2 separate regions of the Homo sapiens genome follow, and region 1 is linked to region 2. A link is a loop called in an ENCODE intact Hi-C map of the cell type or tissue named here. Cell type or tissue: IMR-90. All regions are shown on one strand. Each heading gives the region's core, and the rest is flanking DNA. Links, peaks and the distances in the headings are about the cores only. Region 1 overlaps SDK1 (sidekick cell adhesion molecule 1). Region 2 overlaps SDK1 (sidekick cell adhesion molecule 1).

Region 1 (2,929 bases), core at 180-2,679, 280 kb before region 2:
ATAATAAAATGTTGAAAAAAATGATCGAGTTGTATGCTTAAGACTTCTGTATTTTGCTACATGTAAGTTATGCCTTGATTTTAAAAACTGAAATATTAAACAATCAAAAGTACTAAGATTAGAAAAAATAAGACTATGCTTATTTGTAAATGACAAGACAAAAAAATTTATTAAAGACAGTTTATCCAAGACAAATTACTCATTATTAAAGAAAAAGAAATTTATGGCTTTCTCAGGAATAAGGAGGCTTATTTTTAAGTGAAGTGTCAAAATAATGTCCTATGTTGACACAGGATAGGGTACTGAAAAAGGATCCCAGAAAATTACTCTCCTATCTTGAATTCCTATCACGTGCCAAGCAAAAGATCCAGTCTCTGATGCTTAAGAGGGAAAGAACCAGGAGGCTAGAACACAGTTATGTTGTAGACTTGTGCACACATCAGCATAAGACTAAAAACCTGTAGGCAACCTCAAAAATCAATCATTTAAATGTGTGATTTTATAACATATTCATACTGTCATACTACGGAAACAAAAACTACATAAATGACAGTGATTTTTTAAAAACTATTAGTAAAAGTCAGTGGTCTCTTCACACTTCATGGTCTTCATCTAATTAAAACATATTTGGTTTTAAGTCTATTACAGTGAATGTTACATCCCCTCTGTTAAATATTTGCATGCCACAGCTACAAATGAAGACTGATTCACAGGTGTTGCACTGGCCGCTCAAACACCACAAGGGCATTGCTGAAATGGAGAATGGCTATCGCTAAAAGTACCCAACCAACCAAAGCACAATTTTCCCTCAATTTACTCAGTAATTGCATTTGCAGCAAGTATCGGTGAAAGTTAAAAATACCACAAAAATACCATGCATGTTTAAGAAAAATGAAGTACTAGTTTTTTGTTGTTGTTTTTTGCTTTTACCTACGTAAACATCTAGAGGGTCGTGCAGGAGATCTATGAGGGCGCAGAGCCGCCCTTCATCCTGCAGGACTATCCAAGCGCTGCAGCAGGTGCAGTCTGTTTTCTGTCCTCTCCACAAATGCCATCATCAGGACCACCAAAAATGCCCACAGAACACCCAGTACGTCCCATAGGAGACCCAGAATGTCCCATAGGAGGTACTGCTTCCTCAACTAGAAACCACGGATCTAAGCTGAAAGGATTGTTGTAGGAGTATTTAGATTTCAATAGCAGAAATATAATCCCCCAAACCGCTGTTATGTGCTCATTCCTGAATCATTCAGTGTAAACATTTATTTAACCTCTATAAATAATTTGTAGCTAACTGTGGTTAAAGATATGCTCAGATACACAGTCATCTGCTGATAGTTTGTGCCTACAGTTCACTACAAAGAAAGCATTTCACTAGCAGCTAAAGGCTTGTCATATGGAAACAATATTTGCTTATTCTTGCCTAAGGCTGGATTTAACACACTGAGCCTGATGTGAAAGATCATTTTGCTATTCAAACTGCAAGTCGCAAGCAAATACAAAGGCTTCATACTTGCTTTTACATATTATTCTTATGATTTTTGTTGTCAGTTTGTATTTAACCTCAGCGTTCCTGTCCTGCATGATTTCATAACTATAATCTGCTACTTAGTCACTGCAGTACTTGCATATTTTCTCTAATCAAACTTGTATCAAAACTCCTGAGTCATTCCTGTGTTCTCTGCGCTCCAGCATCCTAGATGTTTTCTGCCTTTGCTTCTTCCTATTTCTTTTTTTCCCTACCTTCATCCTTGTACAATGATTAGGCCTATTATTATTATTTTTTTTTTTTTTGAGATGGAGTCTCACTCTGTCGCCCAGGCTGGAGTGCAGTGGCATGATCTCGGCTCACTGCAAGCTCCGCCTCCCGGGTTCAGGCCATTCTCCTGCCTCAGCCTTCCGAGTAACTGGGACTACAGGTGCCCACCACCACGCCTGGCTAAGTTTTTGTATTTTTAGTAGAGATGGGGTTTCACCGTGTTAAGGCAAGAAAAGATGAAATGGCATGTGAATTCACTTGTTGACATGAGTTGCCACCTAATAACTAAATAGATCATCAGCAAGAGCAAAAAAAAAAAAAAAAAAAAGGAGGGGGGGCTTGATAAAAAAAAAACTACTGGATTTTTCAATGAAATTAGAAAAAAATCAGTCAACTTAAAAAGCTCTATGCAACTTGGCAATCCACACGCTCACCTGGAAAAAGTGCTACTCATTCTGTTACAGATTCACAAAATATTTACAAATCTTTACATAAAAATTACACACATACTTATCTGACCCACTCCTACGTATCTAACTCAAGTGAATTGAAAATGTAAGTTCCCAAAAAATTACATGTAGGCAAATGCTCATAGCAGCTTAATTCATAACCATCCCAACAACCAAAACATTCTTCAACAGATGAAGAGTTCAACAAATTGTGATACATTCCAGACAATGAAATACTTCACTACTCAGCGTTAAAAGGAATGAACTGTTGATTCACACAACAGCATAAATAGATCTTAAATGCTTTCTGCTAAGTTAAACACCCAGATGGCTACGTGCCGTATGATCCTAATGATATTGCCTACTGAGAAAGGCAAAAACGGAAAAGTCAGAAACAGATCAGTGGTTGCCAGGAGCCGGTTATCATCCCAAAAGACACAATCCCAAACACCACATCCAAATGCAGAAATCCCAAAAGATCAAAATCCCTGAAGTCTAAAAGTCCCCCAAATCACAATCCTGAAAGATCAAAATTATTCCAAAACTATTATTCTGAGGAAAATGTTTTAATTCCTTAAAAGACATTTATTTACATGTACAAAAAGAGATTTATTTGGCAAACATAAAAACGTGACCGAACACTTCATAGGTCACTTTGTGCAATAAAATGAACAATAATAACATACATTTTTTGCAAGGATAAACATTCAGGTATACTAAT
Region 2 (2,929 bases), core at 166-2,665:
GTGAATTCATGGATACAGAAGGTGAAATTTTGTATCCGTGGGTTTGGCAGGGCCACCTGTGGACTGGAGCATGCTTCGATTTTGGTTATACAGGGGACCCTGGAATCAACCCCTCACATATACTGAAGTAAGGCATTTCTTAAATAGCTGCAAGAGAATATTTGGAGTATCCCCAACACACAGAAATGATAAATGTTTGAGGTGACAGATATCCCAATTACCCTGATTTATTACACATCATATGCGTATATCAAAATATCACATGTACCCCATAAATATGTCCAACTATTATGTATTAGTTAAAAACTAAAAATAAATTTTAAAATGTTAGACAAGTATTATGGCCATGTAGAGCTTATCCAACGTATATATAAACATTTTAATGATAAAGAGGAGAAAAAAGAAATGTTCCAATGAATTTACTATAGTCATGTATTAAAGGAGAAACATCATGTAACTATCAGAGACTGAAATAAATATCATCTAATAGTACTGAACACCCATTCCTAACAAAAATGCTTAGCAAATTCTGATAAAAGGTATATATCAAAAATTTAGAGAAAATATTACATTTAATGGTAAAATATTAGAAGCATCCATTAAAATGAAGAAGAAAACAAGGATATCTGTTCCACTTGTTAAAATCCCGCATTGTAGTGGTGCAGGGATTGCAATAAGATAAAAATTTAGAGACAGAAATATTCACAAGGAAATGATTATCACAATTTACAAACAATATGATTATTCACCTAGAAAATCAGAGGCAATCAGAAAAAGTAAGGGATTTTGGCAAGCGCAAAACATACAAGGTGAACACAAAACTCAACAGCCTTCTTACATCTTCAATATAGCCAATTTAAGCATTTAATAGGAAAGAGCAACATAAATGGAAAAGTGGGTATAAAACTAAAAAAAGGTGGCAAGATCTTTATGAAGACAACTATAAAACTTGACTAAAGGACATAAAAGAAGCCTGAATAAACTAAAAGATATACTCTATTCAGAAATGCTAGGACTCAATACTGTAAAGATGTCAGTTTTTAACAAAGTAATCTATAAAGGTAACCCCTATCCTCATCAAAATTCAAACATGATTTTTCAGGAACTTGACAAGCCAATCCTAAAACTCACATAAAATATGTAAGAAAACTTCTAAAAAGAACAATGAAAAAATTTGAACATTTTAAAAAGTTTACAATATGACAAGTGTTAATTAAACTGGTGTGATTTTAACAAAGCAAGAGAAATCAATTAATAGGAGAGAATTAAAAAGACTTGAAATCATCATTGTTGTCACCAGCATCATCATAGCTAACGTTTACTTAGCACTTATTACGTGTCAGGCAATTTTCTAAGCTTATTACACAGATTATTTCGTAATCAAGATGTACATTTTATGTCCTGTGAGTTGCCTGAGAATCCTTTACCTGTTTTCCTGTTTTGTTGCCTTCAGTAATGCCTTGAATATTGGGTGGAAGCTGCTTTCCTCCAGAGAGGAGTTGTATTTGTTTTTGCCAGTTGCCTGGGTACACAACTACTTGAAGACCACGTTGAATTGTTTGCTGGAGGTTGTTTTGGACCTCCCCAGTAGGATAGCAGGAATGTGCAGGGAAGACCTGTGGGAGGCCCTCTGGTGGTCATCAATTCTCAGAGAAGCGCTTTCCTTGCTACTCCAGTGAGTTAAGGCTTGTTTCCTTCTCTCTTCTGCGCAGAGATTTCTTTCTCATTCACCTTTTACATTACGGACTTTAGGGTTCCAGATTTATTCAGCAATAAATCTTGGAGCTTCCCACTTTGTAGAAACCATGGGCTTTATTGCCTATCTCCGGAGTCCCATGCAGCCATCAAAGCAGACACTCCCGGCCCTTGAGTTCAGAAAGACGGTGAAGGCAGTCTAAGAGCTCGCTGCCCTCCCTAGAGTCTGGCTTGCCCTTTTTCACCCTGCCAATTCCGTCTTCTCTTGCCTGGTCAGAAATACATTTTCAATAGTTTTTTACATCTCTCCTCTAATATTTTTAATTGTTGTTAGTAGGTAGGTAGTTTAAGGTATCTGATCGATGAATAGACTGTAAAACTATGTGTTTTTTACACACCAGTATTACCCTATTTTATTCCTATAGCTTTACAATGTCTGGTAGGATATGTCCCTGAACTTTACTTTTGCATGGCTTGCCTTTTTTCTTTAATAGATGTTTGACATTTTTATATGTTTTGATTATTAATCCCTTATTATATTTTTTTCAAGCTTTGCTTTTTGATGTGAGGCAGGGCTTTAATAATTTATTTCCATAAAGGACGGCTGATTTGATTAAGCATTCCTTTCTCACTGTATCAGTCAGAGTCCTGGCAGAAAACAGACTGTGCAATCAACAGGGATAATTTGGAAAGCATTTAATAAAGGGAATTTCACAAAAGGTAGGACAGTTTAGTAAAACCAAATAATGCCATGCCCTGGAGCAAATGACAACTGCTGTTTGCACCCCTAGGCCTTAAGGCATAAGAGCAGGGAAGCAGAAACTAGATGCTGAGAGGACAGAGTGGACAGGGTCCCTGACACGAGCCGTGACCTTTCCCAAGGGACACAGTGAGCCCTGAGGTAACCCTGTACACAGGAAGGGCTTGTATGTGGGAAGGAAGGGTGGTTCAAGGGTCAGAATAAATACCTGGACCTAATTCTTTGCCCTCGTTTCTCACTGGCTGGACCCAGTTGGTAGCCACCAGGCAGGAGGCTCACTAACAGTCCAAAGAGGTCAGACTCTGGGAGCACAGAACAGCGTGTAGAGGGCATATCTAGAGGAGTACATCGAAGACATCGGCACATCCTTGACTGACAATTCTGCCTTTTTTAAATCTATCACACTCAATAAACGAAACTGTACCAGGATGATATGCAGTCACTACAGTCAGATGAACAGAGTTCAAGTCCAGC

What was found. A loop is a pair of places that touch in the nucleus more often than their neighbours do. Peaks named below come from ENCODE experiments on the same cell type or tissue, not always from the same donor. Only the 100,000 strongest peaks of a DNase experiment are listed, where the experiment ranks them.
Region 1: a loop joins it to region 2, with 3 times the contacts of the local background. A loop is called at or near these places in 2 of 110 quality-filtered maps.

Annotation. Positions count from the first base shown.
Region 1 is chr7:3,760,419-3,763,347 of GRCh38, reverse strand. The region is part of intron 4 of SDK1 (sidekick cell adhesion molecule 1); the gene reads right to left. Among named protein-coding and RNA genes, the nearest start is that of SDK1-AS1, 410 kb to the right of the region's middle. In IMR-90, for the core only: no CTCF peak of the experiment used is centred there; DNase peaks (open chromatin) are centred at 1,307 and 1,597; H3K27ac peaks cover 778 bases; H3K27me3 peaks cover 143 bases.
Region 2 is chr7:3,481,302-3,484,230 of GRCh38, reverse strand. All of the region lies in intron 1 of SDK1 (sidekick cell adhesion molecule 1), which reads right to left. Among named protein-coding and RNA genes, the nearest start is that of SDK1-AS1, 130 kb to the right of the region's middle. In IMR-90, for the core only: a CTCF peak has its summit at 1,630 (motif pointing left); no DNase peak of the experiment used is centred there.